2 separate regions of the Homo sapiens genome follow, and region 1 is linked to region 2. A link is a loop called in an ENCODE intact Hi-C map of the cell type or tissue named here. Cell type or tissue: gastrocnemius medialis. All regions are shown on one strand. Links, peaks and the distances in the headings refer to the core of each region. The heading gives the core; the rest is flanking DNA. Region 1 has its middle 23 kb from the start of TMEM30B. Region 2 has its middle 130 kb from the start of TMEM30B.

Evidence for each region. A loop is a pair of places that touch in the nucleus more often than their neighbours do. Peaks named below come from ENCODE experiments on the same cell type or tissue, not always from the same donor. Only the 100,000 strongest peaks of a DNase experiment are listed, where the experiment ranks them.
Region 1: it touches region 2 in a loop (3-fold over the local background); 5 of 110 quality-filtered maps call a loop at or near these places.

The regions. Positions count from the first base shown.
Region 1 is chr14:61,250,461-61,266,740 of GRCh38, forward strand. It overlaps a transcript of PRKCH not described here. Among named protein-coding and RNA genes, the nearest start is that of TMEM30B, 23 kb to the right of the region's middle. RefSeq lists enhancers at 4,309-5,508, 4,483-5,243. In gastrocnemius medialis, for the core only: no CTCF peak of the experiment used is centred there; no DNase peak of the experiment used is centred there; H3K27ac peaks cover 4,000 bases.
Region 2 is chr14:61,140,003-61,156,282 of GRCh38, forward strand. No RefSeq gene overlaps it. Among named protein-coding and RNA genes, the nearest start is that of TMEM30B, 130 kb to the right of the region's middle. In gastrocnemius medialis, for the core only: no CTCF peak of the experiment used is centred there; a DNase peak (open chromatin) is centred at 8,149; H3K27ac peaks cover 3,548 bases.

The DNA of each region.
Region 1 (16,280 bases), core at 5,021-9,020, 110 kb after region 2:
TTTTACTGAGTGAAAGAAACCAATCTGAACAGGCTACATGTTGTATGATTCCAGCTATATGACGTTCTGTCTCCATAGGCCAAACAATGGAGACAATAAAAAGATCAGTGGTTGCCAAAGGTTAGGGGGAGGAGGGGACGGATAGGTGGAGAACACAGGATTTTTAGGGTAGTAAAACGATTCTGCATGATACTGCAATGGTAGATACATGTCATTATACAATTTGTCCAAACTCATAGAATGTACGACACCAAGAGGGAAACCTAAGGTAAACTACAGACCTCGGGTACCAATGTAGGTTCATCGATTGTAACAAATGTACCACTTTGGTGGGTTGTTAGTGGGGGAGGTTGTAGGCATGTGGGGCAAGAAGTAGATGGGAACTCTCTATATTTTCTGCTCAATTTTTCTGTAAACCTAAAACTTCTCTAAAAAAGCCATTTTTTAAAAAAAGGTCTAGCATATTTTAAAAAAAGATATAAAGGAAGCAGAGTGAAAGTGGATCTTTTAAACATTTGATTTAAATATCAGTGTTCAGCCACTGAGAGGTTTGGAGTAGTCAAAAAGGGATGTTTTATTTTTTAAATTTTTGTGGGTACATAATAGGTGTATATATTTTGTGGGTACATAGTAGGTGTATATATTTATGGAGTACATGAGCTACTTTGATACAGGCATGCAATGTGTAATAATCACATCAAGGAAAATGGGTATCCATCCCCTCAAGCGTTTATCCTTTGTGTTACAAACAATCCAGCTAGACTCTTTTATTTTTAAATGTACAATTAAATTGTTACTGACTATAGTCACCCTGTTGTGCTATCAAGTACTAGGTCTTATTCGTTCTTTCTAATTATTTTTTGTACCCATTAACCATCCCACTTTCCCTCCACTACCCTTCCCACCCTCTGATAACCATCCTTCTATTCTCTATCTTCATGAGTTCAGTGGTTTTGATCTTTAGCTCCCACAAATAAGTCAGATCACGGGAAGTTTGTCTTTCTGTGCCTGGCTTATTTCACTTAACAAAATGACCTACTGTTCCATTCATGTTGTTGAAAATGGTGGGATCTCTTTCTTTCTTATGGCTGAATGGTATTCCATTGCATATATATGCCACATTTTCTTTATCTGTTCATCTGTGGATGGACACTCAGGTTGCTTCCAAATCTTGGCTATTGTGAACAGTGCTGCAACAAATATGGGAGTGCAGATATCTCTTGGACATACTGATTTCCTTTCCTTTGGGTACATACCCAGCAGTGGGATTGCTGGACCATAGGGTAGCTCTATTTTTAGTTTTTTGAGGAACACTAAATCATTCTGTAAAGTGGTCGTACTAATTAACATTCCCAACAAAACTGTATAAGGGTCTTTTTTTTTTTTTTATTTGTTTTGAGATGGAGTTTCGCTCTGTCGCCCAGGCTGGAGTACAGTGGCACAATCTTGGCTCACTGTAACCTCCACCTACTGACTTCAAGCAATTCTCCTGCCTCAGCCTCCTGAGTAGCTGGGATTACAGGTGCACGCCACCACGCCCAGCTAATTTCTGTATTTTTAGTAGAGACAGGGTTTCACCATGTTGGTCAGGCTGGTCGCGAACTCCTGACCTCGTGATCTGCCTGCCTCAGCCTCCCAAAGTGCTGGGATTACAGGCATGAGCCACCGTGCCCAGCCGAGGGTCTTATTTTTAACATGTCTTTTTTGATCCAGCTCCATCCTCACCAGATTGCTTCCCTCAGTATGGAAACCCATGCCTGCCTCCCTTGGTGTCATATCAGAACTTGGCCGTGGGGCAGCATGATTCCTCGTTGGTCTGTCCTGTGGCTTCAGGAGAAGGCCTTGCTCTGTGGGGAGGAAGGAAGACCGTGACTTTCTCCAGCACACCTTTCCCATGCACCCACAGATTTGGGATCTGGTCTCAACAACCCATGTGAATTTGCTCTGAGTTCCTGACAGAGGAAGCTGCTAAAGTTAAGAACTAACTTCCACCCTTAGTGGACAATCACTTGAGATGCACCAAGGGTTGGACCACCTTGCTCTGCCAAGGTCAGAGCACTCACTGAGGCCAAGCTCCACTCTGGGATGAGATATCTGGCTGAGAGTGGCCTGGACAAATGGAAACAGAGGCAACGTGACTTCCCCTTTCCCTATTTGCACAGCTTGATAATGACACACAGAAAGGAGACACAGTGTATATGTAAGTTTAACAGCACAAGTAAAACTAATAATTTTCCAATAAGAAGTGACCAATTTATTCAAAATTTGAGAAGTTTAAAGTACAGACTTGAAGCCTACTGTTCAAACACAGTCATTATTAAAGTATACATTTCTCAAACATTGCAATCCCACCTCCAAAGCCACAGATTCTTTTCTCCTTAGTCTCTCAGGCCTGAAAGTCTTTGTCCGTATTTCTTCATTCTGCAGCCTGACGGTCACGCCCCTGGTACTGAATACACACACACAAGCAAGGGACTCTTCTGAGCGTATGGTGGGCAAGAGAGACCTCTGCTGGATGAATGATGGCAAACAAGCGCTGCTCGGCCTTAGCAGAAAAACAAGAAACAGTTTTTACAGTGGTGCTTTTGGAGGAGGAGAAAAATTGTTTTTGTTTTAAAATCACCTTTTAAACTCTATGAGATTAAAAACCAACCCCATAATATATGTTTTTTTAGGTTTCTAGAAACACCGTTTGTGGACTGTGCCATTTCTACAGCCCTTTAATACTTATGTTAAGCAATTTTTTAAGAGCTCCGTATATTCTGCACCCAGGTTCTAAGAGCAGCTTAACTGCCTAATAGCTGGACTGTTTCTTTTCTAATTGCCTGCCAGTGTTGCACATTTTCTGTGCACAGGCAGGGATGCGTGAGGCATGATTCTCATAGACCCAAAATCAGGATGGACTTCAAGACTGAGTTTTCAGAACTCCTGGGGAAAGGAGATGTGTTTGAGATAGGTCAGCAGGGGACAAAAGCATTCAAAGAAAACTTGGCACACCTTGCCAGACTTTTCCCCTTGGCTGCATATTTTCAGAATCCTTAGGTCCTTCACTGGGGTGGGGGGCAGGGAGAGTGAGTGCTTTTGAAAAGAGGAAGTTCCCTTGCACACAGCATATATCCTGATGCATTAAAATATGCTCAAGTTTGCAGTGTCCTCTTTACACACTGTGTTTCAGGGGCACAGCAAAGGCAGAGCTTGGTGGTTCAACTCTCTGCCTCTCATATAATGCCTAATTATACTGGTTTCTAATCTGACTCTGCCTAATTAGGCAACGGTGCGCAAGTTTTCCAAATTTCCTAAGCCTCGGTTTCCTCCTCTGCAAAATTGGATTGGTTGTAGTGTCCACTGCAAAGTGTTACTAGGAGAGTTTGATGAGATAATATATGGTCAGTGCTTAGCATAGTGGTGGCTGGCCTATAGTAAATGTTCAATGAACACAGGTATAATTATTAAAGGTGAGGTAAACACGTACACAAATGTTTGTGTACATGTTTCCTTCCTTCTTCCCTCCCTCCCTCCTCCCTCCCTCCCTCCCTCCCTCCCTCCCTCCCTTCCTTCCTTCCTTCCTTTCTTCTTTCAACAAATATTTATAGAGTTTCTACTATGTCGAAACTCTATGCGAGACATTGAGGAGTATAAAAAGCTGAAAAAGTTATGTTTCTATTCTCAGAGAGCTTTCAGTCTCTCTCATGTTTTATCATTTGGATATAGATCAGTGATTCTAAAAGCTGTTTGCTAACATCCCAGAATGGCCTTAGAAGAAAATTCCCCAAATTCTCAGGAAAATAAATAACAAGCTTTTACCTGAAATATTGATTTATGCCTTTCCAATCTTAAAAGACAGAAAAAGTCGTGATAAAAATCATGCTAGACCAGGCACGGTGGCTCATGCTTGTAATCTCAGCACTTTGGGAGGCCAAGGTAGGAGGATTGCTTGAGCTTAGGAGTTTGAGACCAGCCTGGGCAACATAGGGAGACTTCCATCTCTACAAAAAAATGTTTTTAATTAGCCGGGTGTGGTGGTGTAAGCCTGTAGTCCCAGCTACTCGGGAGGCTGAGACGGGAGAATCACTTGAGCTCGGGAGGTAGAGGCTGCAGTGAGCTGTGATTACACCACTGCACTCCATCCCGGTGACAGACCCTGTTTAAAAAACAAAACAAAATAAAACAAAACAAACAAACAAACATAAAAACCTACTAAAAGATTGGCAATCATAGATGTCAATTTTTGAGAGGAAAGTTGTTGGTAGGCAAGCCTTTAATTTTGGGCAAGAATAAAAGCAAGTTGATTTTAAGGTTTCCCTGGCTGTATGAATATTTCTTCCAAAGGACATGGTCAGAAATCTCCAGGGAATTTCAAATCTCTTTTCTAGGGAGAATCCAATTTTTCTGGTGTAGACCAGCATCGCCAAACCATCATCAGTGCAGCATGGCTTCCTCCTTCATTCCTCCTTCACCAGCTCTGTACTGCCGCCTGCCAGGTTCCAGGAAGGGCGGTGATGCAGATCCGTGAATAACCAAGACAACATCCCCTGCCTGGGAAAGCTGCCCTGTTCCATCCTCACTGCAGTCCCACACTCTCTCAAAGGGACCCTTCAAGATTATGGCAGCCCTTCTTGCTGCGCTATCAGGATTAGGGCTGGAGTTGTGAACCCAGAATAGCAAATTCAATTCCTCTCAAATCAGTTTCTCAACGTTGTCCTCTAACCTCTTAGCAGGATTGAGGGAGTTTCTTTCTCTTCATTAGGCAGGTTGTGGGACTCACTTAAACCAAGCAGCAAAGAGGTTAATTGACCAGGTTTGTGTTGTTATTTATATGTCATGTAAACACCCAGCTGGTCCTGGCCTTTACATTTGGCCATATCTCAGCAGGGATCACAGGATAAACTTGACACTTGTGAGACTCCCCAGAGAGGTCTTGAGATTGGGAACACATTCTTTTGAAGTGTATCATCCGCTTCAATCTATTCTTTAGGCCAAATCCTAATAATCACACCTGTCCTCCTTGTAAGGGTCCAATTGTGGATGAGGCAATTTTTCCTTTTTCTGTCCGAAGAAGAGATTATTATCTTAAAAAAAAGACAGTCTTGTAAGAGGCAAATTCAAATACAGATTAAAATAATAATAATACTTAGCATTTCCACCCCACCTTTCATCTGCAGAGCTCAAAGTACTTGGCAAACATTAATTAATTCTCAAAACAGCCTTATGAGGTGAGTAGGGGTATTATCTTTATAATAATATATAAATACTGGCTGGTTCATGAAAGCAGCCACTTAAAAGGGACAGTGCTACAGGATTAGTTTCAAAAACAGTCTTCTCACCTGGTCTAGACTTAATAATTTTGGATAACACATTTGGGAGTGCCAAATTTCCTAATAATACGATACCCTAGAGTGAACATATATACCCTTTCAAAGTGATGTCTCTAGTGGTTTAAGGCAGTCTTATCTATTTGAAGGAAATTTTTAATGTTAAAAAATTCTAATTGTGGGTTGTTCACTTGAAATGATGTCAGTCTACACATGAAAGGATTCTAAACTGTCCTAGTGCATAAAGTTTAGTGGCGCGAGTCTGGGATTCTATTTCAAATGCATTTGCACTTGAAGGGTTGGTGACAATTTCAAGGTTTTATGTTTTTACTCATCGATTTAAATTTTGAGCATGTCGCAAATCACAGTTCCATGACTTGTCAAAATGCATACCAACCAGAATTTCTGTCTCATCACCAGAGATGAAAAATACCAAGACAGATAAAAGCTGACCAGGAATGCATTAAATTGGCTCCCAAATGAATCATACAAAAAGGTGGTCTATTTTTATTTGGTATCCTTTTCTTCCTTTGTCTCCTGTCGTGACCTCCTTTAGCAAATAGAATAGTATTCCATTTTCCAGTTGCTAACCTGAATTCCCCGGAGTTGGTTTCTGAGCATAGAACCGTCAGTGAAGCCCACCGCCTGTGGGGTGTGTTCTGTCATAGCTTTGGTTCCATCTGTGCTTATTTTTCCTGAAGACAATGCTCGTCTATGCGAAATTGTACTGGCTTTTTGATCCTGAAAAATTAATGCTTTGGGTTAGTAGAAATTATACTTTTTCTATCCTAAACTCGCCCCGCATCAAGAATTACCTTGCCCACAGTAAACATTAATTCAGGATTTTCTTTGTTTTATTGAGATGTAAAAATATCCCTAGACTCTGGCTGAAATCATTGTTCATTGTCTTGGTTGGGTAAATCCTCTATTTTAAAGTTGTATTTGTTGCTCCGAATTTTTTACTTATTGATCCTAGTATGTGAATTGGTCCACTTGATCATGAAAGAAACCTTATATACCACTTAACCATGCAGTATTGATCTGCTAAATCTATCTGCTTGCCTCTGTCAATGGCTTCACTTAGCAGCCTCAAGAGAGAAAACCTGGTTTTGGTCTCATAGCTTTGGTTGAGCTGATGGTCTCCAATCTCCAAAGTGGGATAAACCAGATTCCTTCACTGTGTTTATCTTGGCCCGCCATGTCTCTTTATGGAGAAAATGGTCCAAATAAAGTGCTTCCTCTGTGTATTTTGACAGGAAACACTACTAATATGCTTTCCTTTTGTTGTGTGCCTTTCTCCTTTCTCCCAGTGTTGTTTAAATATTTTCAGTACAATGACATATTTATTAATCCACTACTCTCTGCATGGGGCATGAAATGATTGGTTCTTCTGTAAAGCCCTCTTAGAAAAGGTGGTTTCTCCAGTGAGAGTTAATAATATTACCACTATTCATGTAAAAAAACACTGAGACAATCTCTTAAAAATGGAACACATTTATCTAAAACAGCTGGTAAAGAAAGCACGCAGGCCCAGCCAGAGGCGGCGAGGTCAGAGGTCAGGGTTAACACCGATCTCGGTGGAACTTTGAAGCTGACATTTTACAGATTATATGTGTCTCAGTGCACAGTGGGCATGGCATATAAATTGGACTTAGAGACCCCTATTTGTTCTCTGCATTTTTATGAGCCCACAGAGCTCTTCTTTGAAGCAGCATACATAGAAAATAAAAACTCATTTTAATGTTGTGGAACTATTTACAATAAATCACATTTACATCCTGCCTTTTCCTAAGCATAAGATCTTTCTCCCTCTCTCTCTCTGTCACACACAGACACACACACACACACACACACACACCCCCACACACACACACACACGCATACACACACATTCATGGAGTCTATTTCCCAACCTGGGGAGCTTATTTTTCACCTTATAGTATTGTAAACCTAGCTTCCTCTCTCTCTTTGCCTTGACTTAGGAATCAGATTAGAGATTCAGCTATATTTAGTACCACAAGGACACCTTTTGTAAGTCATGTGAGGTGATTCAGCTAGAACGAGCACTCTTCACTCCCAGGACAATCCCCTGATACCATAAAATGCTTGCTATAGCATGGCACTTCAGCACTAGAAGAAAGCATCTGATTTCAAAGAGATTGAGTTCCACTCTGGAACTAATTATATCATTCGTTTTATGGATTTTTTTTTCTAAGTTGCTAGGTGTTTTAACTGGAGAAGGCTGGCGACCAAGAGAGAAACGTACTGGCAGAGATTCTGCCATGGGCACTTTAGCCACCTAATTAATTTTCAATAAAAACTCGCAATAGTTAATTTGCTCTAGACCCCAATGTAAATCAAACTGAGACAAATAGGTTAAAATTAGAAATGTGTGATGGAAACCATGTTTATGGTCAAAATTACCTTTCACCCTGGAAATAACACAGATTGACAGGGAAAGAAAATGAGACCACACAGGTTTTTGTTCAAAGAGACTCTTAAGTGAATTAAACATTTTATTAAGGGGAAACCTGGACCAAAAAAAAGTTTCCAGGATCTATGAAATAATGTTATTTTAATAAAAAGTAAAGTTTTAAAAAGAGTTACCTTAAAAATCACAAGATTAAGACATTTTCATTATACAAAGTTGCCTGGTATCCCCTTTTATTTTTTTCCCAGGCTTAACATGATGTAGGGTATAATAGTAAAAATACTATAAAGTTATTAAGTTCCTGGGTCTAAGTTGGCAGACATACCCACCCAGTGCCACATTCCTTCAGCTCCTATGTTTCAAAACATTACTTTCCTACATCAAATAACCATTTTTACTTTTATGAGAACACAGACATAGATTTTTTATGATTTTATAATTATACTTCAATCCTCCAATTAAAATGCCCAGACAATATAGATATCTTTGGCCCAGTCTATTGGACAAATATTATTATTAAAGTTCCCTCCAGGACTTTATATTTGCAAAATATTTTGTGGGCTTTAATCATTTTAAATTGCCTTAACTTTGCCCATTTTCTCCATGCCACTCTGTTATTTCTCAGGCAACCATTTCATTTTAACCCACAAACTACTCATGTGATGCAAGGTGAAATAAGCTAATTTTTTAACATATTGGAATGTTAGTCTCAGTGATTGTTAGCTCCTTCCTCGTCCTTTGCTGAACATGGCAATTCAAACCACCCCTGGATTCTATTTTTATTTCACTTTTGCCAAGTTCACGAAGTCAATTCCCTCTTTCCCACTCAATCTGGCTTTTCTTCCTGCCCCAAAGGAATGATGTTGTCACTGTGATGTCTTCTAATGCACTATAAATGCCGTGATGAATTGGAGGCAGGCTGGTTTCTTCTGAGTGGGAGTCCATTATCCTGTCAGAGTGTTCCTTTCCTGTAACTTAATTTTTATTGTAACAAATGACTAAGTACCAAAAAATGAAACAATGTGATGGGCCGATCTAAAGTGGCCTTCCTCTGATGGTAAGTAGAGCAGAGTGACAATTGTTTGCAGCTGCTTTCCACAGGGCTCTCTGATGACATTCACTACCCAAATTGGAGTTATCAAAAGCATTTTCTGGGCGTTTATGGAAGATCTTCATTCACACTGACTGACTAACGATACCAATATAAATAAAGTGCTTTGCAAAAGAGGTCACGTTAAGAGTAAGAGTGGAAGAGACAGATTCTCAAACCCGGCTGCACGTAAGAATCACCTGGAGATCTTGTTAAACTGAAATTCAGGGGCTCAGCTCCCATCAAAGGAGATACCCATTTAGTCTGCTGAGGTAGGACCTAGGAACAAGCATTTTAAACAAGCATCTCTGCTAAATCTGTTGAAGCAGTCATACACATTATACTGTGAGAAACACTAGCCTAGAGCTCTGGTCAATTAATCTTTTCAATAAATCTCCACTGCACACTTGACCTTTATTTTATAACAAAGCATTTTTTTTTCCTGCTTGGATTTCTAACTAGGGTAGTTCACTCAAATCCTAGTTCCAATTTGAATATGATCTGTTCACAGTTGGTCCATTTTCCCCGATTTGTTTTACAGATTAATAACCAACATGTCTGAAAGGTTAAAATCATCTGTTAAAGATGATGTGAGAATATTAATCTGGAATCCATCAATCCCCAGAAATCCAATAAATTTGGCGTATAAGTGACCGAGCCTTCATCTGGACCAGAGGGTTCACAGATTTCACCATATTCCCAAATGGGTCTGTGACCCAGAAAAGATTAAAGACCAGTATCCTGGAAGTGAACGAATTTGGCCTCATTAATATGAAACTTCCGTATCAAACAAATGGTTGCAATGTCTAAATGGTATAACTGATTACATGTCTAAATAATATAACTGATATTAAGGTTCTAGCTTTACAGGTGATTAACATTTTATAATAAAAATAAAGCTAATTGCAACCCTTCTGAAATATTAGAATGTTGTTTGATATTTGAAGTTTAATATGTAGTGTAATTGCATTGTCCTGGAAGCACTGAAACTACTCTCCTAAGAAACATTTAGGAACAAAGGACAGAACCACTAGGTTTTACCTCTATGGGTTTAAATGGAGTCTATTTTGGAGGCAGAGTGAAACTGAATAAATTCTAGAAGATCATGGAATCTCAGTATCAATTCTTCCGTCTATTAAACATTTATTGAGGGCCCATCAAGAAAAATAAAAACTATCATATGTTTATTGGAAGCTGAGGCTAGCAGATTTGTGAAATACCCTAGTTTCATCTAAACATATGCACACCTGTGAATTGTCATGGTGGCATTCTGTAGCCATTAAACTTTCAGTTGGAATAATTTCAGTAAATCACAGTTAACTTTATTAATCCATGTAATCTGTAAGAACAAAAGGATGATTTTTTTTCTTAAAAAAATGTTTGAACATCAATTAGTTAAAAGGCTGGATGAGAGTGGGAGATGATTATTGGGGAAAGAAGCAAAATAATAGCTTTGTGAGTAAAACCACAAATCCTTTAATCTATTGATTTCCACAGAAATAATGCTAACCTTTGCGGATAATCACAAAACGTGAAATGAAAGACATATCAAAGAAATATCAAACATTCTGGCTGTACCCAAACAACTTCTGGTAGGAAGACAAGATGTACTTTAAGGGACTTCCAAGTATTTCATTTTAATCACAAACCTTGAGGTGTTAAAGGGGTTCATGAGGTCTCAACTCATTGTCAACTAATTATCTTTAAGTTGTTGTCAGCACATTCTAATTATTATGCTCCTGTCAGCTCCACCACTGGGGGTGCACAATCCTAGAGTAATCGGTTCCAAAAACAATACCACCACCACCAACAAAAAAACCAAACAAACCAACAAACCCAGGGATGACTCACCTGGCTGCTGCTTGGTTTGCTAAACTAAACTGTTGCCGTCACCAACGCACACACGCACATGCACATGCACATGCAAAAAGCTTTTAGGAACTTTCATCTTTTTAAAAGGGCAAGGGAAAAAAATCAATAAAGTGGTGGCCTGGCCAGCAGTAGGGAATAGTTGAAGCAGCATGGGTGGCTGCGCTGTATGAGAAACAGATGTAAGCTCTCTGGGAATTGGGCAGGCATTTCTCTTTACAGCCAAATCAACCAGCCAATGGAAGGCAATTAATGTCCCTACCATCGGTCACCCACCCATTCCCAAAAAGATTATTCAGTGTGGCTGCTGAGGCCAAGAGCAGAAAGGGACATCCACCCAGCTGGAGAACATATGATTTGGGCTCACACTTTACCCAAGTCGTATTCTTAAATATGATTTATTTCGAGGTCTGAATCAGCAGGGGAAGGCTCTCTTGCTGTTCTGACTTGGCACATTCTACCATCAGACAAGTCTAAATTCATCTGTTGCCATTTACATCCATATCTTTTTTTTTTAATTTATTTTTCTTGGCCTAGGAATCCTTTTAGAGTTGGTAAAAGACATGGACCTGACACAAAAGGATTCTTGCTGGTGTAGAGTTAGATGTTACAGATTTAAGGATTTGGAATGATTCAACCCCTTTGGAAAACTGGCAGTTTCTCATAAAGATAAACAGGCATCTACCCTACAACTCAGCAATTCCAGTCCTAAGTATTACCTGAAATAAATCAAAAGATATATCCACAGAAATAATCATTTAAGAATATTCAGAGCAGCACCGGGCACGGTAGCTCACGCTTGTAATCCTAGCACTTTGGGAGGCCGAGGCGGGCAAATCACGAGGTCAGGAGTTCATGACCAGCCTGGCCAACATGGTGAAACCCCATCTCTACTAAAAATACAAAAAATTAGCTGGGCGTAGTGGTGGGCACCTTTAATCCCAGCTACTTGGGAGGCGGAGGCAGGAGAATTGCTTGAACCTGGGAAGTGGAGGTTGCAGTGAGCCAAGATCGGCACCACTGCACTCCAGCTCAGTGACAGAGTGAGACTCTGTATAAAAAAAAAAAAAGAATATTCAGAGCAGCATTACTCATAATAGCTCCAAACTGGAAACAGCCCAGACGTCCATTCATAGTAGAAAGGAAGGATAATCAAGTTGCATATTCATACAACAAAACACTACTCAGCAATAAAAAGGAATGAACTACAGATACACAGTATGATAGAGAATCTCAAAAGCATTGCGGGGATCAAAAGAAGCTGGATATAAAAGAATACAAGCAGTATGATTCATTTATATGAAGTCTACAAATGGGCAAAATTAATCTATAGTGAGAGATGTCAGAAGTCAGAAAGAAGTCACCTTTGGCAAAGGGATAATTGAGTGGGAAGGGGCACAAAGAAACTTTTTGGGATGATGGGAATAGTCTATATCTTGTTTTGAATCATGGTTACGTTTGTGAATACAGCGGACAAAATGCATGGAGCTGAACACCTAAGATCTGTACATGGCATTGTATGTAAATCATGTCTCAAGGTTTTTAAAAATTGAAAAGTGAAGGATTTTTCTAAACCCAGATGATGCAACAGAAAAAAAAAATGAGGAAATCAAAAAATAGGGAAAATGGGGGGAAGTGGATGATGCCGGGGAAAGCCAAATTAATTAAGGATAAGGATACATATGAATGTATGTAGAAATACCCAGCCATTTACCTAAGATTTTCTCGAGTGCTTACTAAGGGCCTGATACTGTGCTAATCACTTTAATATACATTATCTCATTTAGTCTTCTTTTTCTTTGACCCTCCAGTACACAGAATTGGATTAATCATATTCCTTGGTTCATGACATATTCTCATCATTGGTCCATTTGTAGCTAGTTTGCTAGTTTTATTTAGTTGACTACTTATTTTTATTCATTATATGTGTTCACGAGCCTGCCGCTCCATCACAAACTAGCACCTTGACTATAACCAGTTATCTCCCTATTTGATCCTCTCTCCCTCCCATTCTCCCTTATTCCCTCTCATTCAAAGCAGTCATCACCCTGGACCTTGTGTTTATCATTCTTTTTCTTTTTTGCACATGATTCTACTGCTGCTGTATGAACTCATAAACATATAGACTTCAATGTTATTTAGCTTTACCTTTATGAAAAAATGTGCTATACATAATCTTTGGAGATTTATTTTTTCCTTTAATATTATATTGCTAAGATTCATTTATGTTATTGTGTGTTTGTGTATCATTTAATCTTTACTACAACCTTGTAAAATTGGTATTACTATCCACATTTATGGAAGATAAAGTTGAGGCTCAGAGAAGTTGATTAATATGCCTAAGGACACACAGCTAGGAAGGGGCAGAGGCAAGATTCAAAGCTGAATCTCTTAACCAATATACTACACTGCCTTCTCAATTCTATTGCCAATTATCTATAGCCATATCTCTATCTATACCTATTTGTATCCATATCCATTGCTGTACATATTTATATATAAGCATAAATGTCTCCAGGTAGTGGAATACAAAATAATCAGCCAAGTTCATCTAATAATTTATGGGTTGTTATACCCCGATAGAGAAATACAAACACAAGCCCATAACTTCAAGGGTCAAGTCCTCTAAAATTTAGAATATACGAGCAGGTAATGTCTAAGGAAAAGCATCTGAAGTCAGAGTATTGTGTGTGTGTGTGTGTGTGTGTGTGTGTGTGTGTGTGTGTGTGTGTGTATGTGTGTGTACGCACGTGCATGTGCAGTTTCTGGAAAGTGTCTAAGAACAACATCCTTATTTTATTTAATCTCATATGCCAAAAGGGCAAATACATGGGCATTGTTTAACTGAGTCCTTGCTCTGCACCTTATAACTGTATACCAGAGGCCGTGGAAACTGGATCGCCCTCTCAGGATGCCATTATAGCCAAGCAGAATCTCATTAAAAATCAATTCCTCGGGTCCATAAAGCCAGTTTATTTTATCTTCCTGGAGTGCCTGCTGCTAGCAGTTACACAGTTTCATTGTGTGGCAGTCTTGTCTGTTAAGAACATTGCACAAAACGGCTATTTAAAGATTTTCCATTTTTATGTTAAACTTTATAATTTTACAGTAGTTTAAGTTTACAGGGTTTGCTTTTCAAGCTTAGGGTATCTTGTTACATGGGTTGGAAGTAGCATTGCCAGTCCTAAGGTTCCACTAATTAAATATTTGCCTTTATAAACTAGATGTTGTCCAATGTGAGTGTGCAGATTTAATTGGGCAGCAGAGCTCCAGATCTAAGAAAGCCTGATTTGGCCACTTTCAGCAATTTCTCATTCACTGCTGCTTTTTGATTGTTGAATTGTGCCTAGGGCCTTCACTAGTAGTAACACAAAAATCAGCTAGGGAATTTGCTCTTTGTAGTAATCCTAATTCAACTCTCTCTAAATATCTTACAAATCAATATTAGCCAAATTTTATAAATGGGGAGTTGAAAGCACATAGAGATTTAGTGACCTGTACAGGTCACCCTGAATGAGCAACACAGGCAGAAGAAATTGGAGAGGCTACTCTGGCCCCATCTGGAATCTTTTAACTCTTTTGACCCCCTTCAGTGGGCTTCAGGGCTCGCTGATTTCAAAGATCAGTGACCTTTTTGGGATAGTGCTTGGCAGTGAAACAGAGAGGCTTGAATTCCTTAGATTTTGGCTACTGTGGTCCATGACGCAGTTTGAGTTTGTTTTTTAGAAGAGTCCGTGCTGTTAGTGAGGAGAGTAAGGAGGGATGGGGAATGGTGTGTTGGGCTGGGATTGAAGTAGGAAGATGTTTAAGATCACTAGAGCCACCCAGTGTTCCTTCCCTACCACGTGTTGAGGACTAGCATAAGCATGTCATTACAATTTTTTTTAAAGGTTAGAAGTTGACATTGGAAGGAACCAAATCCAAAACAATCCTCAACATAACCTTTTTCAAATTCTCAGTGGAAAATAACAGGGTTATCCTCTGTTATGAACCCTTGCAATTTTGACAATTGCATTTCTCCTCAAGAAACCATCCCAGGCGGGTGCGGTGGCTCATGTCTGTAATCCCAGCACTTTGGGAAGCCAAGGTGGGTGGATTGCTGGAACCCAGGAGTTCAAGACCAGCTTGGGCAACATACTGAAACCCTGTCTCTACAAAAAATACAAAAATTAGCAGGGCATGGAGGTGAGCAGCTGTAGTCCCAGTTACTTGGGAGGCTGTGGTGGGAGGATAGCTTGAGCCTGGGATGCGGAAGCTGCAGTGAGCCAAGATCGTGCCGTTGCACTCCAGCCTGCGTGACAGAGCATAACCTTGTCTCAAAAAACAAAAACAAAAACCCTCACTTTACAGAGGAGACACAGAACATTAAATAACTTTTCCAGGTCACATACTTAGGTATTGGCAGAAAATGGACCATCACCCAGGATCACCACCTCCCAAGCCAGTGCTTCTCTCTGTCACCCCTCTGCCACTAAGAGCACCTTTCATAAGCCCTACACCAAATCATCTTTGAATTTAGAGTCATTTTAGTCTGGGCTTGAAAACATAAAACTGCAATATTGCTACATTAGTGTACAGTGCTAATGTTTGCTTAGGGTGAGACTGGGCTAGGAGAATAAGATCTAGGGAGAGCTCCAAATAAGAGCCCCCAGCTGGGTGCAGTGGCTCATACCTGCAATCCCAGCACTCTGGAAGGATGAGGTAGGAGGATCACTAGAGGTGAGGAGTTCGAGACCAGTCTGGCCAACATAGCAAAACCCCATCTCTACTAAAAATAAAAAAATTAGCCAAGCGTGGTGGCATGCGCCTGTAATCCTAGCTACTCGGGAGGCTAAGGCAGGAGAATCACTTGAACCTGGGAGGCAGAAGTTGCAGTGAGCTGAGATCACCCCCAAGAATGTGAAAAGGGATTCTTTAAGAGGGAGAAAGAGTTTTAAAGACTACTGAAGCTTTTAGAAAAATCATAGGTCCTTGGCTGGACATGGTGGCTCATGCCTGTAATCTCAGCACTTTGGGAGGCTGAGGTGGGTGGATCACTTGAGGTCAGGGGTTCGACACTAGCCTGGCAGGCATGGTGAAACCCCGACTCTACTAAAAATACAAAAATTAGCTGGGTGTGATGGCATGCACCTGTAATTCCAGCTACTCGGGAGGCTGAGGTAGGAGAATCACTTGAACCTGGGAGGCAGAGGTTGCAGTGAGCTGAGATTGTGCCACTGAACTCCAGCCTGGGCAACAGAGCGAGACTCCATCTCCAAAAATAAATAAATAAATAAATACATAAATAAAAATTATAGGTCCAGAAAGTATGTAGTGATAAATAGCCCCTGAAGCTGCATAATAAGACCATTTTTAAAAGCAAGGAACTTCTGGGAGTGCATAAAAAGTAAAATGCATTGCAGGGAAACATAGGAAAATCATTCATGAGCCTCCGAATCAGTGGCTTGACTCAGCACTGAAACATGGATCTTGAGCAAAGACAGATGGAAACTTGTTTTACGAAGGACCAGGAGAGGAATTGTCTCACGAGAATATGTAACTAGAAATGGCTTTATATGCCTGGTTCATCTATATGCTG
Region 2 (16,280 bases), core at 6,558-10,557:
AGGTAATTGACCCACTGTTACATGAATGTGCTTACCTTCTGGAAATTCACCTGTCATTTGTGCCCTTATTTTATATGTTATACTTTAATGTAAAGTTTACATTCAAAAACCTGTTCATGGCTCCTCCTCTCCCATGGATTTCCGTACGTACCAGTTTCTGACTCTGGCACTCAGAGCTCTCCACAATATGACCGACCCTACCTTCTCAGCCTAAACACCCCAGCCCAACCCCACCAGGAGGTGAGCCATTCTTTTCGCCCATCCTCCCCTTCCCCGCTTCCATGTCCTCCCCGCTGCTACTCTTCTCAAGATCACCTTCTCTGTGTGTTTTTCTGTCCTCTTGGCTCAGCCCTCTCTCCAAGTGCCCTTCTTACTTAAGTTCCCATGCTGGGCCCTACTCATCAGAGGCATTCTGCCAACATATACTGCCTGGATGGGACCTGCCAGGGTCACAAGGCAAGGCCTGCAGTCCTGGAAGCTCTCCTTCGTGGTTTCCTCTTTCATGGAGGACACTGACTTCACAGAGTTTTGACCTGGGATGGTAAATGTTTGAACACATTCCTGAACTGATTTGAGAAAAGCCCCACAGCTTGAAATGGAGCCACCACTATTTTTGCCCTGCCTAGAAGTCCTCTGTGTTTTCTTCTCAGCTAAAGTATAAGTTCCAGGGGGGCAGGGGTCATGAGATGTGTGTGTTTGCATCCACTTCCCACTGACCCTGCCATGGGCATGCACATGCTGTGGACGGAGTCAACGCTCCATGGATCATGGCACAATGGTTACTGGTTGGGGTGGGTTGCAGCATATCACTAAGAAACACACCACTACCTGCTCTAGTCGTCATCTCTCTAGGGCTCTTTTGCACTCAGAAAGACACCTGGCCATTGTTTTCAGTCCTTGAGCCAAATGACATAAAGCTGCAGACTATTACTAAGGCTGCAAGGCTCTGATGTGGTCAGTGGCTCAGAACTAACTCATTGGAAGCCCTCCTGCCAGGGAATTGAGAGATAATGGAACATGTTAGACCAGGGGTTGTCAGACTTTTTCCATAAAGGGCCAGATAGTAAATATTTCAGGCTTTGCAGGCCATATGATCTCCATCACAATGACTCAACTCTGCTGCTATAGTGTGAGGGCAGCCACAAACATGACATAATCAGAGTGTGGCTGTGTTCCAATAAAACTTTATTTAGAAACACTGAAATTTGAAATTTGCATGATTTTAATATTACAAGATAATCTTTTGACTTCTTTAACCATTCAAAGCTATAAAAGCCTTTCTTAGCTAGTGTGCTGCAGTTTGCCAACTTCTGGATTAGACCACCAAAGGGAACATTTTATTCCCATTCATGGAAGGGCTTCTCAGACAACTTGCCTCAGAGTCACTGAGAGGTGGGGTCAGGGGTGGCGGAGAATGCCTGCTAAAAGTGCAGGTTTCTGGTCCCAGCACCCTAACTATTGAACCAGATTACCAGAAGAACAGCCCAGGAAACTGCCATCTTAGCAGACTCTCCTAGGTGACTGTGATGCCCACTAAGTGTGGAGAATCATTTTAGCTGAAAAGAAATCAAAAGCTTCTTAGAGAAGTTTTTTAATTTTGGTAGAAAAATGAAGCCAGTTGGGCTTGGTGGTGTGTACCTGTAGTCCCAGCTACTTGGGCGGTGAGGTGGGAGGATTGCTTGAGCGCAGAAAATCAAGGCTGCAGCGAGCCATGATCTTGCCACTGCACTCCAGCCTGGGTGACAGAGCCAGACCCTATCTCAAAACAAAAACAACAGCAACAAAAATGAAAGAAAGAAAAATGAAGCCAACCAACAAGACAAGTGCTTCCTACTTGAGCAGGCTCTTTTAGGACACTTTTGAGGGTACTTTGGGTTCTCCCATTTGTAAGTTGCTTCAGTCTTCCTCAGACTGCGAGTGCTATGTTTCCAAAGAGAATGAGCAGAGGGCAACCCAAGCCTTTCTGGGGGAGATGTTGTCTCCCCCAGAAAAAAAAAAAAAAGAGTTCTCCCACCAAGAACTTTATCCTTGTTTGGCCAAACCTTCTCCTCCAGGAGAAAGAGGGGGAGACACATTGCTGTGGGAATGGGAGAAGGGGAAACATCTGATATTGTTCCAGGAACCACTTCTATCAGGGGCTCCTCTGCCCTCCATGCCCACCATTCACCCATCACTGGTTGGCATTGGGTGGGGGGAGTCACCCCCTGTAACCTACTTTCCAAGGCTTGGTGATTTTCTGTCTCCCATCAAAATGGGCAGGAAGGGTGTGTGTGCTTGGAGAGGGGCAACTGTGTGTATTCTTGTGTGTTAGAAGTGGGGGTCTACCAAGTGCAATATCTGTAACTAAGTGGGTATAAAAGCTATGCAACCCTGCTTTCAGGGAGGTAACACATCAGGAGTGCAGAACCCATGGAGATGGGTGTGTATGGGGAGGCAGGGCTGTGAAGAGCACAGATGCTTTTCTTTTTCTTTCTTTCTTTTTTTTTAAAGCCAGATTTTATTTGTATTTAAAAACAATGCTCAGGAGACTTAAAAGTTCCAAAGCCGTGAAGATATCCAGTTTCAATGTACAGCTACAACAAGGTGCTGTTGATCAGCGACTGAGTCATGGAAGGCTCTGTAGTGCCTTGGGGACCTCTGCTCCTTCGTATCACTCCTAGTCTTGGCCTCATGGTTTTCTGCAAGTTCTTGTTGACTATAACTTTATACAGGGCTGTCATTGCAGTAAGGACAACAAAAAAGCACCTATGGCTATCATTGTTAATCCAGTAGAGAAAACCACAAAGTCAGAGGGGTCATGTATAACAAAAATGATTTCCAGAATCACGGTCAATAACCCTAAGCAGGTGACAAGCAGACATTCAGAGCAAGACAAACATCAGAATGGTAGTCCCATCCATGGATAAGCTTGGTCAGGTTGGTACATGAATTTTTGCTGGCACAGCAGACAGCTTTTTAGTCAAAAGAAGGTCAGGAATAGTTTCCCCTGTCTACTGCACATTCTGAATGTCCTTACCATTTTTCTCTCTTGCTAGAAGAACCCTGGTTTTATTCTGGCATCCAGCCATAAGGAAGGTGACCTTGTCACAGTGATATGCAGGTAAATGTTTGCCAACTGGCTTTTCAGGAGAAAAAGCCCTGCTATGTAGTGTTTGCCAATTCCTGTGGTGTTGCCCATCATGCCCAATTTCAAGCTACCAACATGAAGTCACTAAACGCAAAGCTGGGAGGAGATGTGCACTATCAGCTTGCATGAGCTGGTGGGAGCTGGCTTTGAACCAACACTGCCCCATTGCCACTCAGAGATAATAGTCAATCATGGTGATCCCATCTGTATTAGTCCATTTTCATGCTGTTGATAAAGATGTACCCAAGACCGGGCAATTTACAAAGGAAAGCTATTGGACTTACAGTTCCACATGGCTGGGGAAGCCTCACAATCATGGCAGAAGGCAAAGGAGAGCAAGTCACGTGTTACATGGATGGCAGTAGGTGAAGAGAGAGATTGTGTAGGGGAACTCCCCTTTATAAAACCATCAGGTCTCATGAGACTTATTCACTATCATGAGAACAGCACAGGAAAGACTTGCCCCCATGATTCAATTACCTCCCACCAGGTCCCTCCCACAATACATGGGAAATCATGTTGAGATTTGGGACACAGCTAAACCATATTATTCTGCCCCTGTCCCCTCCTAAATCTCATGTCCTCACATTTCAAAACCAATCATGCCTTCCCAACAGTCCCCAAAGTCTTAACTCATTTCAGCATTAACTCAAAAGTCTGAAGTGTAAAGTCTCATCTGAGACAAAGCAAGTCCCTTCCACCTATGAGCCTATAAAATCAACAGCAGGTTAGTTACTTCCTAGATACAGTGGGGGTACAGGCCTTGGGTAAATACAGCCATTCCAAATGGGAGAAATTGGCCAAAACAAAGGGGCTACAGTCCCTATGCAAGTCTGAAATCTAGCAGGGCTGTAAAATCCTAAAGCTCCAAAATGATCTCCTTTGACTCCATGGCATCCAGGTCATGCTGATGCCAGAGGTGGGTTCCCATGGTCTTGGGCAGCCCAGCCCCTGTGGCTTTGCAGGGTACAGCCTCCCTCCTGGCTGCTTTTATGGGCTGGCATTAAGTGTCTGCAGCTTTTCCAGGCACACGGTGCAAACTATCAGTGGCTCTACCATTCTGGGGTCTGGAGGACAGTGGCTCACTTCTCATGGCTCCACTAGGCAGTGCCCCAGTAGGAACTCTATGTTGGGGCTCTGACCCCACATTTCCCTTTCGCACTGCCCTAGCAGAGGTTCTCCATGAGGGCCCCACCCCTGACACAAACTTCTGCCTGGACATCCAGGCATTTCCATACATCTGAAATGTAGGTGGAGGTTCCCAAATCTCAATTCTCGACTTCTGTGTAGAAGTTCCAAACTGTCCCACATTTTCCTGTCTTCTTCTGAGCCCTCCAAACTGTTCCAACCTCTGCCTGTTACCCAATTCCAAAGTTGCTTCCACATTTTCAGGTATCTTTTCAGCAACACCCCGCTCTCAGCACCAATTTACTGTATTAGTTTGTTTTCACACTACTGATAAAGACATACCCGAGACCGGGCAATTTACAAAGGAAAATTGGACTTACAGTTCCACGTGGCTGGGGAAGCCTCACAATCATAGCATAAGGCAAGGCAAGTCATGTCTTACATGGATGGCAGCAGGCAAAGAGAGAGATTTTAAAACCATCAGATCTCATGAAGCTTACTCACTATCACAAGAACAGCACAGGAAAGACTTGCCCCCATGATTCAATTACCTTGCACTGTGTCCCTCCCACAACACATGGGAATTCAAGATGAGATTTGGGTGGGGACACACCCAAACCATATCACCATATCACTGGCAGTCATTGGCCTATGAGCAGAAAATATTCTGGACTGGGACCACAACTGACCACATCATGAGGTACAGCACAGAGATAGGGAAAGGACCAGAGGCCTTGAGGATATGCTCAAGCTGCTGAAATAACCAGGTCTCACAGCACTTTATATTAGGACTTCTGGTAATATGTATTCAGAAAAATTCCAGATTGTTCAAGCTAGTGGAGTTGAGGTTTCTGTTACTTGCAGCAGAAAGCTTCCTGATGGGTACACCTTCTCTGCATCAATCACTCAGAAAGGAAGAAGCAAGCATGTGTGAGTTATTACCCTGCCATTAGCACCTCACCATGGCCACGTACAGAGGGGAGCTCCAAGGACTCAGAGGCAATGGCCTAACAAGTCAGCCCCCCATGGCTCATTATCTTTCCCCTGCAGACCCTCCAAAGCCTATTTACCCTGTGAAATGCCACAATTTTCTTTGTCACCTGTCTTGCTCCAGTGCTGCCAGCACGAGTGATGTAGGGTATTATCAGGGCTTCAGCAACAGCGTGTGTGGCTGGAGTTTAAATGAATTTCATCAGCATGATTAAATACTTATTACATGAGTCAAACATACGGGCTTCATTAAGCTAGTGAACTCCCAGGAACCTCCTCTTCTGTTTATACAACCCATCTGGACTCTCAGATTACTTTAAAGAAATGGGATAAATGGAGTTCGATATGACAGCCAGCTCATCTTTCAGCGTTGTACTCTCAGAGGAAACTCATCTTCCATTGCTAAATCTGGCCTCCCTACAATTGGGTGCAGAGGTTTTTTTCCATCTGCTTCTGGCCTCCGTGAAAGCCTGACATGATGCTGAAATTGAGACTTTAAGAGTAACTTGCCAGGACATGACAGACATACTTTTCTCATTGAAGCATGGAACATTGTCTAAAGTCATTTGCAAGCACAAAACTTGGGCTTTTACGAGGAGGCACACCTTGAAAGCAAAATAAAGGGCAAGGTTTAATTAACTTACCAGGCCCTCTGTTAGTCGTTATTAGAAGCTCTTTATCAAATTAAAGGCCTGCTGGGAAGCCAGCTGAGTGCCGAGAAGCAGTGACATGCGTTAAGTGCCAAAGTGGGTTTTAATTGGCTGTTTAAATGAAGGAAAGCTCCCTGCAGTGTGACAGACACACATCATGGGGTGTGTGCCAACACACACACACACACACGGAGCCCCAGGCAGTCTGGAAATCACAGGAACCACATTTTTGGAAAGCTGACATATCCAAAGCATGACCACAGCCTACCAGGAAGGGAGCCCTAAAGCATGTGGCATTCCAGGCTCAATAAATGCCATAGTTATTATTTCTGATAATAATAAAAGAGCTGTAGCAGTAAGACTTTTGAATGCTGCCAAATTTGCACTGTACATCGTCCAGCTGAATTGCCAAGGTCTCTTACTCCTGGATTGAGCCCAGGATTTTGTTTTGTCTTTGGTGTCATCAAGCCACTAACATGTAAAATGGGAACGTGAATACCTACCCTATGAGAATGTTACAAGAGATTTACACAAAGCTCCTAGCAGTTCCCACCATGTACTGAAGGCCCAACGAATGGTAGTTATTTTGACGAAAGCATTTCTACTGTGCTCTTTAAAAAATTATTGGAGAGTATTTATTCCTCATAGTCCCAGTTATGCTAGGAGGCCCTACAGGGTGGTGGCTAAGAGTACAATCTTTGGAGTCAGATTGATATGGACTTGTGTGCTCGCTCCACCATATCAGGGGGCCTTTCTGAGCCTCGGGCACCTTTTCTATAAAATGGGATACATTCTACAAAATAGGTTATAACATACCTACTTCATAAAATGGTGGAAAAAGTACACGACTGTGCCTGAAAAGAACTTAGCACAATGTATGTACATAGTAGTTGTGATCATCAATATGCTTCCTAGGGGAATGAGTGTGTTTCCTGTTGAGAGATGGAGACATGAAATTACAGAGTGGCTGTGGGACAGGCCCCAAGGACACTGTACCTTTTCACATAGGCTGCGAGCAAAAGCTCATTGAGTCAATCATTTGTGGAGGTGATGGGGTGGAATCTTAACAGAAGGCAGCAAGGACAGGGTTTTTAGGGATTGGGGACACATTCAGGACACATAGGAGAGCTCTGCAGTCAGTCTTTTGCTGGTGATCACCCCTTCAGAAAGCTGGGGCTTCCCCATCATCTGACTATGAACATATTTGATGCAGAATAACTCCATGATACAGCTGTGACAAGAGGCCAGGCCTCCAGTTTCCAGTCTACAGCTTATTTTACTGAGAAAGTTTCTTGTCAGGGTGAGATTTTCAACTGGTGGGGAGAAAATTATTCCAAAACCACTGTTTTTTAATTTCAAAAGCAAGTTTTTTTTTTTGTTTTTTGTTTTAAGAATTGTATTGGTACTCTGAGCTTGTTATTTTAAAAGAAGCTGTCAATTGAAGTTTTTATTATATGATCAATATCACCCAGGATTCTTTACAAGGATGATGTGCAGCAGCTGCTGTAACTCTTGGCTTCTTGTCAGCATTATAATTTGGCGTAAAGTTATGGGGAGGTGACAGAGAGGGAGGGGAAGGAGTCATGTGACAAGAGAGGGTGGTGAGATCTTTTGAAGAAGTTAGAAGCGGTAAAGAATCTCAGCCTACAGCAGCTGGTGAGAAACTTAAAATACAGGACTGTGGGTCCTTGGAGCCATTTTGAATTGGAGGATGTTTTCATAAAGGCTGCAAAAATAAACCTTCCTGGATGAAAGCATGTGGCTACGTGCATTTAAACACACGCCCTCTGTTCCAATAACACCGCGATTCTGAGCTATCCCTGATGCACCAGCAAGGAAGAGAATAAACTCCTTCGTTTCCCAACATCCTTGCTGAGGGCTTGGAGGGACAGCTCTCACTCAATTTTCCAGCCTGGTAAGGCTTTGAACATGAAACAGACGTGTCCCCGGGGCTCTTACAAAATGAGCCACAGCAGGCTGATGTCAGGGCATGGATTCATGGGCTGCCGGGGGGTTAACATCTCTTGCAATTCCAAATAAGAAAAAAGCCTGCATTCTTCTTCATTCCTCCCATTTCACACATCCCTGGCAGCTGGGTTTCCCAATGCTTCATTGAGGCCAATGTGCGTGAAGGAATGGATCAGCAGGAGCAGGCCATCAGGCGGCCATTTTAAGCCCTTGGCCTCCATCCCCACTCCCCACGCTGGGGCGAGACAGACAGGCCTTTGTGTGCCTGGAGCCGGCTAAGCCAGGATGTGACTGTGAGCTGGAATCTGACCTTTCATGGGCTCCAGCACCTGTCAGAAAAACGAACAAGCTTGGGGTGTTTTTTCCGCTCCGGACTTAAATGCCAGTTTTGTGACTCCCTCACAGTGGAACTGTGCCAAGGCAGTTGTGGTCAACTCCAGCTCTCCGAGGAGCAGACCTGAGACGTAAGTGATGGACGGCCCCGCGTTTCTGAGGCCTGGCCAGCTCTCGGCTCAGGTTGAATTCAAGCCGAGCCCAGGACTTCAGTGCTTGAGTTAGGAACCTCAGAGCAGATCAAAACAGCCACATTACTCCGGCACCCTGTGGTGCATGTGAGTGTGTGTGTGTGCACGTGTGTGGGTGTGTGTGCATGCATTCAGCACTGGAACAAAGACCCAGTCACGGTGACCCTGACATAGATGGCTGTCCATTCATCAGGAGTGGGATTATGGAGCAGTGTTGGCACCCCCTCTGCCCACCCCGTCTTGGCCTGCTGCGGCAGTCTGATTATGAACATTCTAGTCATTCTTGGGTTGGACCCTGCCACTTGTGATCCACAGGACCTCAGTCAAATGACTTAACGTTTCTGAACCTCAACTTTGTCAGCCATGAAATGGGGATTAAAATGCCTTATTCCAATGGTGGTTGTGATTTAAATGAGATAATATATACAAAGCACCAAGCATCTTGTGAAAGCACCTTGGAGACACTTAGTCAATAGCCACCCTTTCCTCCCCTGTTGCAGAGCATGCTTGGGCTAGAAGGAAATGGGAGTTTCAGTCACTATTGATATTTGATTGCCCAATAGACACACACAGTTTTGATCATAGAAGAGGGGCTAGCTCAGCCTATCAATGGCTTCAGCTGTGGGAAGACAACTTTCCTCCTAAGTGTGGCCCCAGAGGATGTGGTGTTCAGGGCTCCTTAGTGGCCTGGCCTTTGGCTGGGAGTGGCTGTAGCTGTCTAAAGGGGCGGAGGGCTTTAGTGTGGACCTGTGGTTGGTGCACTCCCCTCCACCCCAAACAGGTTCAGAACCCTATAGGTGGAAGGAGGCTAAAGCGCACCCATGCTCCAGCCGAAGGAGCTTGTCCATTTGAGGTGAATATGGCCACTGCCCCTGCGTCTTTGGCTCCAGGGATCCTGCCTCTGCCCTCTCATTTCACAGGATAGTGGTCCAAGGCTAAGAAGTAGCAGCTGAAGTGGAAGGCAATGTCTGCAGTTACACAGATGGCTGGCCCAGAGCTCGAGACATGCAGGAGATGTCAAAGAAAAAAAATAAAAATCGAATCCTCATTCTCAAGGCTATCGATAATTTAAAAGTTCATAAATATTGATCCCATAAAATCTGATTTTGGAATCACATGGATTCCAAAATAAACAAAATTGTATTTTAGATGTGAAGTTTATGTTTCTTTGACTTTACCACATCTTGTGAAAATGGATGTATAGATTTTTACCAATTTTGGAGGGTGTGATGAGGGTGACAGAAAATGTAGGCTCTGCCCTGGGAGAGAGCTTGAAGAGATAAGTAATCATTTGCCAGAGGGAATGAAACTGAAATCTAGTGACAGGTAGCTGTGCCTGGCAGGCAGGGAGGAGTGGCCCTCGAACTAAGAGGCTGGGCCAAGAAAACAAATGGCGGTGGATGAGCCCCACATTGGAACGTGGTTGTTGATTTGCAACATGCTGCTTCCTGTAGAGCAACTCTGGGTAGTCAGCTGCAAAGTGAGGAAAACAGATTTATTCCTTTAACTATTCTGAAGAATACAAACTAAACCAGTTAGTACACACAAATAGCCTGTAATGCTATAATGTCCATTATCTTTATTTAGTTTGTTTAATTTCCTTCCTTCCTACCTTCCTTCCCTCCCTTCCTTCTTTCCTTCCTTTCTCTCTGTTTTTTCCTTTCTTTCTTTCTTTCTCTTTCTTTTCTTTCTTTCTTTTTCTTTCTTCTTTTCTTCCTTCCTTTCCCTCTCTTTCTTTTTCTTTCTTCTTTCTTTCCTTCCTTCCTTTCCCTCTCTTTCTTTCTTTTTTCTCCTTCCTTCCTTCCTTCCCTCCTTCTTTTTCTTTTCTTTTTTCTTTTCTTTCTGTAGAGCTGAAGGTCTTTTCTTTCTGTAGAGATGAGGGTCTTGCTATCCTCAGCAAGTGCTTGCGATCCCCCCAAAGTGCTGGGATTATAGGTGTGAGCCACTGCACCCAGCCTAGTTTAACTTTTTAAAGGATGCTGTTGCTTGTCTAGACTATACATTTTGTAGCCTTTCTGTTACTAGTGTTTGAAACATAGTCTGCAGTGTGCCAAACACTTCCCTTCAAATGCTTATCATAAGGATTCTTCTACAAGGAAGCTTCTGTTGCCCCCATTTCACAGATGAGGCTCAAGGAAGTTGGGTAACTTGCCCCGCATCACCCAGCTAGTAAATGGCAGAGTTGGGGCATAAACTTGTGTGTGTTTATTCCAGAACCCAAATTCTTGACCAGAATGGGATGTTGCCTTTTCCTGTGGTTTCTTAAAACGCCATTCATTTACTACAAAGATATTCAGATGGTCAAAATTTGATTTTGTTGATACATAGTTACTTTAGTCAATCAAATTGCACGCTGAAAATGTATTTCTTTGTACCTATCAAAAAGTCTGGGTTTTGAAAATTCAAATGAAACATTTTTAAAGCTCTAAATTAGATTTTCACTGGTAAGCATGTTATCTGATCATGTTATTATTTGATGTTTGATAAATACTCACCGCTACTGTTTGGTGCTCAGTTGGACAGTTAAAAGGTGGCTTGTTTCAGTCTTAATCTGAAATACATTAAGAAGGGTCACCCAAGCCCAGGCAGGCTTTGCTAAAGGTTTTTTGCATTGGTCACAGTTTTGACTTATAGATCAACAATTAGTTGCAGATGTCGACAGTAATAAGGAGTGTAGAAAGGGTCAGGAGAACACTTCGTTCCCATTTGAGAGGAATTTAGAACTTAAAAAAATACTCTGTTAATTCTGAGCTGCCAACATATACACATTTATGCATGTATGTAACTCACTGGAAAAACAGTCAAATTTTTGAAAGTAGTAGACCATAGTTCTATGGACTTTAAAATGCAATTCAATAAAAACTCGGTTTTTAAAAGTAACCATTAATAAGAAGAATAACAAGAATCATTTTCACATTTCTTTCATCTCTGTAACTCAACAAACATGTAAGTTTCAAAAATTACAATAATGACTCATATAAAAATGTTAACAATAATAATGAGAAGCACACCATGTTCAGAGTAAAGTACTAAGTGCTCCATTTGTCTATTTTTGCGTTCATCATCACACTCACTCTCTGAGTGAGACTCTGTCATTTGCTCCACTTAGAAGTAAGGAAAATGGAAGGTCATGGAGGGCAAGGTCAAGACCCTGCCACAGCTTGGGCGCCTCACCCCTGTATGCTACCGCCTCCCTCATCAGGCCATGCTTGGTGTGAGGCATCATGCCAGTCTCTCTGGAGGATCCACATTGGGAAAGACTATATCAACTTTTTTTTTTTTTTTTTTTGAGACGGAGTCTCGCTCTGTCTCCCAGGCTGGAGTGCAGTGGCTCGATCGTGGCTCACTGCAAGCTCCGCCTCCTGGGTTCACGCCATTCTCCTGCTTCAGCCTCCCAAGTAGCTGGGACTACAGGCGCCCGCCACCATGCCTGGCTAAGTTTTTGTATTTTTAGTAGAGACAGGGTTTCACCGTGTTAGCCAGGATGGTCTCGATCTCCTGACCTCGTGATCCACCCGCCTCAGCCTCCCAAAGTGCAGGGATTACAGGTGTGAGCCACTGCCCGGCCTGGAAAGACTATATCAACTTCTAGGAGCCAAGGATTAAGAAAGGGCTGAGATGCAGATACCAGACTTGATGGGAGGAAGGACGCAGTGAAGTCCAAGTAGCCCACTGTGAAAGGACAGGAGGGAAGGGTTGCTTCAGGAGCTCACTGACCTCCACAGGGCCATGAGCTATGAACTGTGACCCACCGTCTGAATCTGGGGCCAAGGTCTGTTTTTTATATGGCCCTCAAACTGAGAATGTTTCTTTTGTGTTTTTAAAAGGTTTTATATTTTTAAAAAGTTTAAGAGGGTTTTGTATTTTTTAAAAGGTTTATATTTTGGCCAGGCACAGTGGTTCATGACTGTAATCCCAGCACTCTGGGAAACCAAGGTGGGAGGATTGCTTGAGGCCAAGCGTTCAAGACCAGACTGGGCGATGTAGTGAGGCACTGTCTCAAAAAAAAAAAAAAAAAGTTTGTATTTTTAAAAGGTGGAGGAGAAAGAGGAGGAGGAGGAGAAATGGGACAGAGGCCTACAAAGCCTAAATTATTTCCTATCTGACCTTTTACAGAAAAAGTTTGTCAATCCCTGTTCTAGACCAGTGTTAATAACATTACAATTCTGCTATATCTGTAATTTACAATTTTCTAGTAGCTACTTTAATAAAGTAAAAAAAAAGGTAAAATTAATTTTGATGGTGTATTTTATTTAACCCAGAATATCCAAAATATTATAATCTCAGCATGTAATCAACATAAAAATTATCAATGGAACAATAACATTCCATTTTTCATATGAAGTCTTTGAAATCTGATTAACATTTGACACAACACATCGAGTTTGGACAAACTACGTTTCAAGCGCTCAACAGCCACATGTGATAAGTGGCTAGTGTCCTGGACAATGCAGGTTTCACTGTGGTGAATACACAAGGTTCATCAATGAATCAATGAATACACAAGATGTAGACAGTGGGGAGACAGCTGGGCATAGTCTCAGTCCTGCTGCCATGCTGGGCTGAATAACTCTTTGTTGTCAGGGCCTGGCCTGTGCATTGTATGATGTTTAGCGATATCCCTGGACTCTACCTACCAGATGCTAGTAGCACCCCTGGCCCTGCGTAATAACCAAAAATGTCTCTAGACATTGCCAAATGTCCCCCGAGGGGCAAGAACAGCCTGTGTTGGGAACTACTGGTCTACAGCATGAAAAAGCTGTGTGTGGGAGGATACCTGGAACTGCCCAGAAAATGTCCTCTGAGTCATGCAATTTGATGGAAGAAGGATAATTGAAGGAGAGTAATGAAAGGTTTGGTAGGAAAAGCTGAGGCCAGATCTCAGGCTAAAGCATTTGAAATATATTCCCTAGGCAATGATAGCCATCAAAGAGTTTTGAGCAGCAGAATGAAATTAGCAAAGTTACAAATTAAAAACATTTTTTTCTTCCATCTTTGAATAACTAGATTCTTTCTCTTCTTTCTTTTACTGGCACAGATAGATTTTTTTCCCCCTTAAAGAAAAGCATCATTTAAAGAGCCAATGCCCCCACCCTGTGTCTGGTGGGTGGTTTTTATTAAATTCCAGTAGAGGGATGGGTTTCCTAAGCAATCAGCCAGCCCCTTGGTGAGCAGGCTCCCTGCCACTTAGCTGACATTCCACCCTGCAGGAGCTGAGGAGAGAGGAAAATCAACACTGAGCAGGCAGAATGACTGTAGCTTATGCTGTTGGAATTTCCAGTGGGGCCACCTGGTCACAGATGGGGCACAGGCACCAAAGCACGGAGGCGGAGGGAGCCTGACAACAGCCTCGGGGGCTGACAGTTGCTACATTGTTCTATTTGCTTAGTCCCTGACATCTAATGGCTAGGTTTCTAATTCCAATAACAACAACCATAGTAATAAATTGGAATATGTGTAGGTCTTTACAGTTGGTTGTGTGATTTTATGTACATCATTGTGTTTAACAGTGAGCATCAGGACCCAACCTTGAAGGAGGTGCGTACATTGTAGATGCATATTTGGAGACTTGTTATTGGGGTGGGGGGTTATGGGGCTGTTTGTCCAGCTCTAGGGGATATTCTCCTTTTGCCCTATGGGATTCACTTTCTTTCTCCACCCTGTTCTGTGACCCCGAGGCTGACCTCTTTGGGCTGCAGCAGCTGGGCTCTCTTGCCTTCTGGTTTCCTGCTGGGTTTAGCCAAAGGGAGGCACAGTAGGAGATCAGAGGGGGGCGTTGAGTGAGTTTGGGGTATTTACTCCCCAAGCCCTCCCTGCTGGGTGGTGGGTTGGCAGGGGCTGCATCTCTACTGAAGACCACAGCTCCTACGATGACAAGTCTCACCAGATTCCTAAAACCAGTTTCTCTTCCTGTCCTTTCAGGCCTGGGGATGGGAAGGCCACAGTGCTGTCGTTAGCCCCAGGACACTTCCTCATTTCTCGTAGGTTTACCCACACATCCGTAAATCATCTATTCAAAAACTCTCTTCCAAGTGTGCCATCTGCTCCTGCCGGGACTTGACTGACATTCCAGCTCAGGTTAGCTTCTACTTAGGAGAGGACACATCTTTGTCAACCATCCCAACAAGCTATCAGGAAAATTCAAGCAAGGCTAGAATGAGTAGCTCGGCCTTCGAAGCCAATGTGTTGACCCCATTTTATAGCCAAAGAAAGGTAGGCATGAAGATTTTCTGGCTATTCGTGGGCTACCAAGTACTTGGTATACAAGAATTTCAATCATGAACCCAAGAATCCATACACCCAGTTCTCATCCAGAGAGGAATGTATGTAATGCTTAATTCAGTGTTTTTCTTTCTGGAATTTCTAACAATAATAAAGGAAAAGGAACTCAGGGAAAGTGTCAGAGAAAATCACGTTGTTGTTTTCCCTTCCTTATGTGTAGGTGGTTTGAAAGAATCCAAATCCCAGCTTGAGCTACAATGTCTGAACCAGACCCGTCAGCTGTCAGCCAGCCAGCCCTGTAATTGAACATCAGCAGAGGGAAATGTGTGCTCTCAGCTCCTCTCTGCTCTCAGCCTGGTTCTGCACCATGGAGAATAGGCCTGGAAGTCACATCACCTGCACTTCCTCATGGAGTCTCACTGATTATAAAAAAGAACAAGCACCCCTCTGGGTTTTGTCTCAGCCAGTTTAACCAAAGGAAATGATTAATGCCGATTAGTCGAAAAAGGCTGTGTCTTTCTTAAGACCCTTCCCAGCTATTCATGAGCACACGTTTAGCTTGATAGCGTAAAGATTAGTAAGGGCCGTAACAGCAGAGATGTTACTGGCAGGTAAAGTACCTAAAAACTACATCAAAAGAGAAGAAAGGGCTGGGTGCAGTGGCTCACACCTGTAATCCCAGCACTTTGGGAGGCCAAGGCAGGTGGATCACCTGAGGTTAGCAGTTCAAGACCAGCCTGGCCAACATGGTGAAACCCCATCTCTACTAAAAATACAAAAACTAGCTGGGCGTTGTGGTGTGCACCTGTAATCCCAGCTACTCCAGGAGGCTGAGGCAGGAGAATTGCTTGAACCAGGGAGGTGGAGCTTGCAGTGAGCCAAAATCGTGCCATTGCACTCCATCCTGGGCAACACAGCAAGACTCCATCTCAAACCAAAAACAAAAAAAAAAAGAGCGAGAGAGAAGAAAGGAGTACTTAAATCGTGCTAGGTGGAAGGAACTGAGCAGCCTAGACACTCAGCCTCTTAAGGCAAGTAGGGAGTGGGGTGTGGGTACATGCAGGATATTAGGGCTGTAGTCTTGGCCCACTGGGTGGCTTGGGGCCAGTTCCTTCAATATTATAATCTCAATTTCCCAGGAAGGGAGATGCAAGGATTTTAAACACTATTAAGTTGAATGCTCTCAACTCTGACTCCGTGGTAAAAAAAAATCCCCTGGACAGTTTCTGAAAGAGGTATGGGGTAGTGGAGCGGTGAGGGGGAGGCGGGGATGGTTAATGGGTTAAAAAAAAAAAAAAAGTTAAAATGAATAAGGCCTAGTATTTGATAGCACAACAGGGTGACAATAGTCAATAATAATCTAATTATACACTTAAAAATAACTATAATTGGATCATTTGTACACAAAGGATAAATGCCTGAGGGGATGGATACCCTAATCCTCCATGATGTGATTATTACACATTGCATGCCTGTATCAAAACATCTTATGTACCCCCATAAATATATACAACTACTATGTACCCACAAAAATTAAAAACTAAAAATTAAATAAATAAAATCCCATAAGCTAGGCCACTGTTAACAAATAAAATAATAATAAAAGAGATATGTGTGCTTTGCACCATACCAATTTGATTAGCATCGCGGGATATGAGATCCTGGCATTGG